Regions from separate parts of the Homo sapiens genome. Here region 2 is linked to region 1. Evidence: chromatin contacts called from ENCODE Hi-C or POLR2A ChIA-PET data. All regions are on one chromosome and are shown on one strand. Each heading gives the region's core, a stretch centred on a gene start or an enhancer-like site at or near the end of the contact. The rest is flanking DNA. Distances are from core to core; before and after follow the strand shown.

Evidence for each region. A loop is a pair of places that touch in the nucleus more often than their neighbours do. ChIA-PET counts read pairs that join two places held with the same protein, here RNA polymerase II (POLR2A).
Region 2: a loop to region 1 is called in a map with no recorded cell type, with 2.0 times the contacts of the local background. The contact joins two enhancer-like sites. A Hi-C loop is called at or near these places in 1 of 168 maps with a recorded cell type or tissue (endothelial cell of umbilical vein) and 1 of 37 single-sample maps with no recorded cell type. POLR2A ChIA-PET finds 5 or more read pairs at or near these places in 4 of 52 experiments (B cell, PC-9, Panc1 and 1 more).

What each region holds. Positions count from the first base shown.
Region 1 is chr1:202,481,352-202,485,796 of GRCh38, reverse strand. The region is part of intron 13 of PPP1R12B (protein phosphatase 1 regulatory subunit 12B); the gene reads right to left. Among named protein-coding and RNA genes, the nearest start is that of PPP1R12B, 130 kb to the right of the region's middle. Within about 2 kb of position 2,261, at least 7 of the 41 ENCODE cell types and tissues checked have a DNase peak (open chromatin) inside an H3K27ac peak, as active enhancers do.
Region 2 is chr1:202,997,539-203,001,983 of GRCh38, reverse strand. It overlaps the pseudogene MGAT4FP and the pseudogene RPS20P8. Among named protein-coding and RNA genes, the nearest start is that of TMEM183A, 7.6 kb to the left of the region's middle. Within about 2 kb of position 2,568, at least 3 of the 41 ENCODE cell types and tissues checked have a DNase peak (open chromatin) inside an H3K27ac peak, as active enhancers do.

The DNA.
Region 1 (4,445 bases), core at 1,012-3,511:
AAAAAGGGACCAAAACAATGAATAAACAACGATATTTCAATTAAAATGACCAAAGAAGTACTCGGGAGAGCACTAGGGGAACAGCAAAATCCCTGTGGAAGACAAAAGTCCAGGGCAGCACCATAGAGAGGGGAGCAAGGTATTCTGCTTCTGCCACACTGTCTTCCCTACCAGGATCAGCCTGGAGCCAGAGGGGGCTTCTTAAGGGAAAAACGTAAGCTGGAGATCACCAGTGATCCCCATTGCTACCACAAATGCCAGAAATTCTTGCTATAGGAGAGTCCCTCTGTCCTCACAGGCCCTGAATCCAGTTTGGAGAGTAGAGTTCATACAGTTAACTTTGCCTAGAGTAGGAGCTCACCTTGAGCACCCCCTGCCCCCCACCCTCACATCCTAAGCTGCTGCTACTCAGCACCATCTTGAAACTGAACCTACTACTAGAATGTGCCCTTCCCTGTAGTCCAGTACAGGAATGGACTTTCTCCATTCCTGTAGCCCTGCCATCACTCTATCATGTTCACACAGGCACCTGTAGCACTACAATCCTAGCTGCCTGAAGCCTAGCCAGATGCAACAACTGAGACCTCTGCTCTTGAACCCATGTGGCACACTACCCTCCCAACCCCAGGAACAGCCAAAGCTGCACAGGGGGGAAACTGCCTAACTGCTGGCCAGTCCCCTCACCGGTACATACCTGCACTGCACAGCTAGCTGGCCAGCTGAACCTATGCACACCCACATCCAGCCCAACAACCAGTTCTACCGTGGTTCCATCCCTCAGACCGCTGCAGAACCACCCAGCCCTGCTGTGGCCACACACCACTGTGCCTGACAGCCAGTCTAGCAGCAGCCCTGCCCCAAAGACAGACCACTGCAGGGTTGTGTGGCCCTGCTGTACCCATGCTTGGCCTGATAGTTGGTCAAGCAGCAGCCCTGTACCCCTGGATTTCTCAGGAGAAATCCTGTAGGCCAGGAGAGAATGAGATGATATATTCAGAGTGTTTGGGGGAAAAAAATGAACCTGTCAGCCAAGAATACTATATCCAGCAGAGCTATCAACCACCAATGAAGGAAAAATAAAGACCTTCCCAGACAAGCAAAAGCTGAGAAAAACCCATCACCACTAGACTAGCCTTACAAGAAATACTTAAGAGAATGGTATAACTGGAAATAAAAGATTATAATTATTTTCATGAAAAGATGTAAAAGTATAAAACTCACCAATAGAGGTAAATTCATAAATCAAATTCAGACTAGCCCAGTGATTTAATGGTGCTATGTAAGTCTCTCAGTCCTCTAGTACGAAGGTTTAAAGTCAAAATGGTCAAAACCCGTGACACTTACAATTAGTAGCTAAGGAATACAATCACAGGTAAAAAAGTAAATTACAGAAACAAAAGAGAGAAGTCTAGAGTATTTTAATGCAACCAAAGTTAAGTTGCTATCAGCTTAAAACATTCTATTATAAGACTTTTAATGTTAGCCCCATGGTAGCCACAAAGAAAGAAAGAAATTACTGCAGAGGCACAAACAAGAAAGAGGAAGGAAACAAAGCTCAGCACTACAGAAAACCACCAAACCACAGAAGTAAATAAAAGAGGAAGAAAGGAACGAAGGATCTATAAAACCACCAGAAAAAAAAATTTACAAAATAGCAGGAGTAAGACCTTCTTTATCAATAATAGCCTTAAATATAAATGGATTAAATTATCCAATTAAAAGATATAGAGTGGCTGAACGGATTAAAAACAAGACCCAACTATATACTGCCTAAAACAGACTCACCTAACCATTAAAGACAAACATAGAATAAAAGTAAAGGGAGGGAAAAAGATATTCCATGCAAATGGAAACCAAGTGAGCAGGAGTAACCATGTCAGATAAAACAGACTTTAAGTCAAAAACTGTAAAAGAAGACAAAGAAGGTCATCAGACATTGATAAAGGGTACAATTAAGCAAGAGGATATAAAAACTATAAATACATCCATCCATCCAAGACCAGAGCGCCCAGATATATAAAGCAAATATTATTAGAGGTAAAGGGAGAGATAGACTGCAATACTATAACAGTAGGTGTTAAATGTAGTGAACTCCAAGTTTCTCTTCAAAGAATCAGTATGCCAGTATATTCAGCTCTCTTATTCTCTATTCTCCATTTTAAAGCTTAACTTCCTGGTTCTCTTCACCCTCTTGCCTCTAGCTTCAGTAAACAACCCCCTCCTAGCCTCTATCACCTGCTCTGACCTGAGTCATCCTGAGTCACCTGTTCTGTAACCGTCGTTCCCACCAAACTACTCACTGGGATTTTGGGCACAGACTTCCTCTGTTCCCTCTGTCAGTCTTTCTCTCTTTTTACATATACTTTTTGGGCTTCTCTTAGAAGCTCTTCCATAGGTTTATCTTTCCAGTTCTCTATCTTTTGTAATTTCTTGTTAATATCTTAGCCAAGATTGCGCCTACTGCATTCTGGCCTGGGCGACAGAGCAAGACTCCATGTCAAAAAAAAAAAAAAAAAAAGGTGTTCTTCATAGAAATAAAACAAAATCCTAAAATTCATAGGAAACCAGAAAAAAAAAATGAATAGCCAAAGCAATTCTGAGTGGAAAGCTGGAAGCATCACACTACATAACTTAAAAATATACTACAAATGTATAATAACAAAAACAGAATGGTACTGGCATAAAAACAGACACGTAGACCAATGGAACAGAATAGAAAGCCCAGAAATAAATTGACACACCTAAAGCCAACTGATTTTTGACAAAGGTGCCAAGAACACACATTAGGGGAGAAACTGTTTCTTCAATAAATGCTGCTGGGAAAGTGGGACATCCACATGCAGAAGAATGAGAGTAAATCCCTACCTCTCACCACATACAAGAATCAATTCAAAGTAGATTAGAGACTTAACATGGAAACCCAAAACTATGGAACTACCTAGAAGATAACATAGGAGAAATGCTTCATGACATGGGGCTAAGCTAGGATATTTTAAATAAGACTTCAAAAGCATAGGAAACAAAAGCAAAAATGGACAAATGAGATTGCAACAAACTAAAAAGCTTTTGCATAGCAAAGGAAACTATTAAACAGAGTAAACAGACAACCTAAAGGATGGGAAAGAAAATTTGCAAACTATACATCTGACAAGGAGTTAATATCCAGAATATATAAGGAACTTAGCAGCAAACAAAACAAAAAAACAAAAACCTGATTTTAAAAATGGGCAAAAGACCTTAACAGACATTTACTTCTCAAAAGAAGTCATACAAATGGCTAATGAGTATATGAAAAAATGGTCAACATCACAAACCATCAGGGAAATGAAAATCAAAACCACAATAGGTACCATTTCACACCACTTAGAATGACCATTATCAAAAAGACAAAAGAAAACCAGTTTTGGCAGGGATGTGAAGAAAAGGGGAACACTTACACAAGTTGGTGGGACTGTAAGCTAGTACAGCCATTGTGGAAAACAGTATGGAGGTTCCTTTAAAACGTAAAAATAGAACTACCATATGATTCAGCAATCCCACTACTGTGTACACATCCAAAGGAAAGGAAATTAGTATATTGAAGAGTTATCTGCCTTACCGTGTTTATGGCAGCACTATTTACGTTAACAAAAATATGAAACTGAGTCCTCAAAAATGGAAGAATGGGTAAAGAAAATGTGTATATCCAGAATGGAACAGTATCCATCCATTAAAAAAAAAGAATAAAATCTTGTCATTTGCAACAACACAGATGAACCTGGAGGATATCAGGTTAAGTGAAATAAGCCAGACACAGAAAAAAAAAATACTGCATGATCTCACTAATATGTGCAATCTAAAAAAAGGTGGGGGGAGTTGATATCATAAAATCAGAGAGTAGAACAGTGGTTACCAGAGACTGGGGAGGGAAGAGGTGAGAGAAGGATGGGGAGAGGTTGGTTTATGGTTCAAAGTTATAATTAGACAGGGGGAATAAATTCTGATGTTCTATTGCAGAGTAAGGTGACTATGGTTAAAAGCAAAATATTGTATATTACAAAATAGGTAAAAGAGATGCTTTTGAATGTTCTTACCACAAGGAAATGATAAATGCATGGATGATGAATATACTAACTACTCTGATTAGATCATTATACAACACAGATATGCATCAAAACATCAAACTGTACCTCCATAAATATGTAATGTGTCAAATAAATTTTAAAATAAAAAGAAAATAATAGCCCTAATACATTTTAACATCAATTTTTTTTTATTAAAAAAACTATATCTTCCAAAACAAAAAATTAGAAGAGTGGCATTGTTTTACATTTTCATAAATTTCTTTAATGTTGGCTTAATAGAAGACAGTGGGATCCTCTTATCTGTTTATGCAGTCAATATATTGTTTTGGTTAAAATATATAAAGACTATCTAGTCTTGCACAAATACATAGTTGGAAAAGC
Region 2 (4,445 bases), core at 1,319-3,818, 520 kb before region 1:
GCCTGCTCAGGTGGTCTCTTATACAGATGCGTGTAACAGTTAGTACACGTGGAGTCAAACTAAGAGAAAACCTGTAACAGAAAACAAACTGAAAGCGTACTTAAACAATGAATTTCTATGATGTGCTAAAGCTGTGGAAAAGATCTGAGAAGAATCTGATTCATAAGAAGAATGCAGTGAGCCAAGATCGCGCCACTGCACTCCAGCCTGGTGACAGAGTGAGACTCCATCTCAAAAAAAAAAAAAAAAACAAAAAAAAAACAGCTGTGGCACTAGAAAAACTGCATTTATTGCATTTATTAAATCTAGGGAAAATTGCTTGTGATTAACTTTACCCACCTTATTTAAAATATAGTATATTGATGCCGAGCGCGGTGGCTCACGCCTGTAATCCTGGCACTCTGGGAGGCCGAGGCCGGCAGATCACCTGAGGTCAGGAGTTCAAGACCGGCCTGGCCATCATGGTGAAACCCCATCTCTACTAAAAATACAAAAATCAGCCGGGCATTGTAGCCGGCATCTGTAGTCCCAGCCACTTGGGAGGCTGAGGCATGAGAATCACTTGAGCCCAGGAGATCGCACCACTGCACCCCAGCCTGGGTGACAGACTGAGACTGTCTCAAAAGCAAAAAATAAAATACAATATAGTATATGGCCAGGTGTGGTGGCTTACACCTGTAATCCCAATACTTTGGGAGGCCGAGGCAGGAGGATTGCTTGAGGCCAGGAGTTTGAGACCAGCCTGGTCAACATAGTGAGACCTCATCTCTATTTTATAAAATAAATTTTAAAAATAAAATATAGTATATGATACAAATAGTTCAATTCACATAGTTCTCAGTGGTTTTCAGTTAAAAATAATAGTAACAAATAGAGTAGCCTAGCGTTGGGAAGCTCAGGCTCTAGAGGCAGATGTTCTCAGTTTCAATCACTGTTCTTCTCTTAATAGCTACATAACCTGGAGCAGATTACTTAATCTCACAAAAATTCAGTTTCCTTATCTATAAGATGAGCTTCATAATGATTCCCAATTCATAGAGTTGCTTTAAGGATTAAATGAGATAATACAATATATGGAAAGCTCTTAGCTCAGCACCTGGCACATAATAAGCACTCAATAAAGGTGGGCTGCACTTAAAACTAGAAGCATATTCATTTGAATCAGTAGCTCTCAGCCATGACTGCACAATGGACTCCCTCCCTGGTGGTGGCATTTTATAAAGTACTAGTGACCTGGCCCTACACCCAAAGTTTCATATTCAATCAGTCTGAGGTGTAGCCTGGGCACTCGCATTATTTTAAAACAATCCCTAGAGGGCCAGGCTGGTGGGCCACACCTGTAGTTCCAGCTACTCTGGAGGCTGAGGAGGGAGGATCCTTCAAGACCAGGAGTTATTCTCTTAAAAACAAACAAAAATAATCCCCAGATGACTTTAATGTTCCGTCCAAATATTGAGAACACAGGTTTAGATCAAGGGCCAGCAAACCAGAGGCTGCAGGCCAAATCTGACCCCTACATATTTTTTGTAAATAAAGTTTTATTGAAATACTCCTACCTATTTATGTATTATCTGTGGCTACTTTTTTTCTTTTTTAACCAACTGATAATCACTTAAAGAAAATTGATTAATCCTGTGCAGAGGTGACTTCAACAGCTGGCTCAATACTGATGAAAGTAATCAATTTAGCAATTCAGAAGTTCTGTGTCAGTCAGTGAGTCGCTTGTGGATTCTTATGGGGATTTATCTTGGATTCTTACAAGTCTTAAACAAACTTCACCACAGGAGTTTTTCTCTTAGTGATTCTTAGAATCTTGGTAGGGATCTAAAATGGTCCTTTCACTTTGAGATTATTTTCCTTTGCACTTTTGATCAAGTCAGCACACATCTTCTCCAGGGATGTCAGGTTGCAGCTAGTTAGGGTAATTTTATTTTCAGAGACAGGGTCTCGCTCTGTCGCCCAGGCTGGAGTTCAGTGGCGCGATATCAGCTCACTGCAGCCTCGACCTCCTGGGCTCAAGAGATCCTCCCACCTCAGCCCCCCAAGTAGCTGGGACCACAGGTGCGCACCACCACGCCCGAATAAATTTTGTATTTTTTGTAGAGAAAGAGTCTCTCTATATTGTCCAGGCTAGTCTTGAACATGGGCTCAAGTGATCCACCACCTGCCTTGGCCTTCCGAAATGCTGGGACTACAAACGTGAGCCACCGCGCCTGGCCGGTTAGGGTAATTCTAATTCAGTGAATTAACTTGTGGTTCCAGGGATGTCTTTCTCATGTTGTTAAAAGCTGCGTCTGTGGCATGATTTCCTCTGGAGAGTGAACAGCGGCGAGTCAGTTGCAGGAGCGGGTGGACCAGAGTTCCGGTACAGCTGGGACCAGGTCTTCCTCAAAGAGCTATCTGTGGCTCCTTTCACTCTACAAGGCGTAATAATGACAAAGACCGAATGATCCTCAAAGTCTAAAATATTTGCCGTCTGGCCCTTTACAGCAAGTTTGCAGACTTCTAATTTAGAATAAAGTTTCTGGGCACTCTGCACCACAAGAGGGCAGTATAGCCTCAGTACGTGATAATTGAGTCTACAAAAATTTGCACATCAGGAATTACAGAAATGAACATATTTTTCCCACCTATAGGCTCCTTTCTCTAATTTACAAACATGCACAAGTCTACTCTGTCCTGAAAACCTCCATGACAAACACTGTTCCCTCCTCTATCTACCATGACTAATAAGAACACCTTTTGCCCATTGTCTTTGTTTCTTCAGCACCTAGACAATTCTTGTGTCACCAGACTCGGGCTTCAAAATTCACCTGTCCATTGAAACTACTCTTAAGGTAGCCAGTGACCTCTTCATTGCATTTTCTACATTCTCTTTCTTATATTTCTATGAGATCTCATCCTTCTTGAAATCATCTTTACGATGATACTCCATTTTTTTAGCTCTCTTCATTATCTCTCTGGCTACTCTCACGGTGACAATGCTCTTTTTTCTCCTTCTATAACCTGTGTTCCCTATTCCACTCTGTTTAAGATGGGCATCAGTCCAGATAAATGCTGTTTTTGCTTTTGCAAATTATTAGCCTTACAAAGTTTTGGGCCGGGTATGGTGGCTCATGCCTGTAATCCCAGCACTTTGGGAGCCCGAGGCGGGTGGATCACGAGGTCAGGGGTTTGAGACCAGCCTGACCAACACGGTGAAACCCCGTCTCTACTAAAAATACAAAAATTAGCTGGGCATGGTGGCGGGTGCCTGTAATCCCAGCTACTCAGGAGGCTGAGGCAGGAGAATCGCTTGAACCCGGGAGGAGGAGGTTGCAGTGAGCCGAGATCGCGCCACTGCACTCCAGCCTGGGCGACAGAGCGAGACTCGTCTCAAAAAAACAAAAACAAAACAAAACAAAACAAAGTTTGGGAATCAGATTGCTAACTTATAAGGGGCATGGCCAGGACTTAGTATGCAATGGGGCCAGGTAAGAAGGAATTGCTATTAACTGAAGAGGTTTGATCAAGTACCACGTCCCAAGGGCAGACCAGAATGAGTTGGGGGGTGAACACAATCTTCCTCAGCTTCATAATCCCACACTTCATGATCCAGTCAATTTTGGGGGCCAGACCCAAGTCTAATCCTTAGTATCTTTATACTGTTTCCTCTATCAGGGAATACCTGCTCCATTCCTTTCTCCTGGGTAACATAGGAGCTCTGTAGGATTAAAAAAAAATGGAGTTCCATGCTAGCTATAAACACTCTACTTGCAGTTACTATAATTAGCTGAGAGCTCTGGGAATTTTCAAGTTTCATTCACGCTGTAGTATGAATCAGAACTTCATCTCTTTTTCTTGCTAAATAGTGTTCCATTTTATGTATGCACCACATTGTGTTTTTCCGTTCATCTGTTGAGGGACATTTGAGTTGCTAATGTGAATAATGCTGCTATAAATATGGGTCCACAAATATTATTTCAAGACCCTGCTTTCAATTCTTTTGGTATATATCCAGCAGTGGAATTACTGGATCATGTGGCAATTCTATTTCTAATTTTTTGAGGAACCACCATACAGTTTTCCACAGCAGCTGCACCATTTTACATTTCCACAAACAGTGCACAAGGATTTCAACTTTTGTTCATCCTAGCCAGCACTTGTTATTTCCTGTTTCTTTTTAATAGTAGTCATCCTAATATGTGTGGGATGGAATCTCATTGTGGTTTTGATTTGCACTCCCCTGATGATCAGTGATATTGAGCATCTTTTCATGTGCTTATTGGCCATTTATATATCTTCTTTGGAGAAATGTCTATTCAACTCCTTTTGCCCATTTTTGAATCAGGTTTTTTTGTTGTTGTTGCTGCTGTTGAGTGTTTGGAGTTCTCTATATAAACTGGATACTAATCCCTTATAAGATACATGATTTGGGCTGGATGTGGGGGCTCATGCCAGTAATC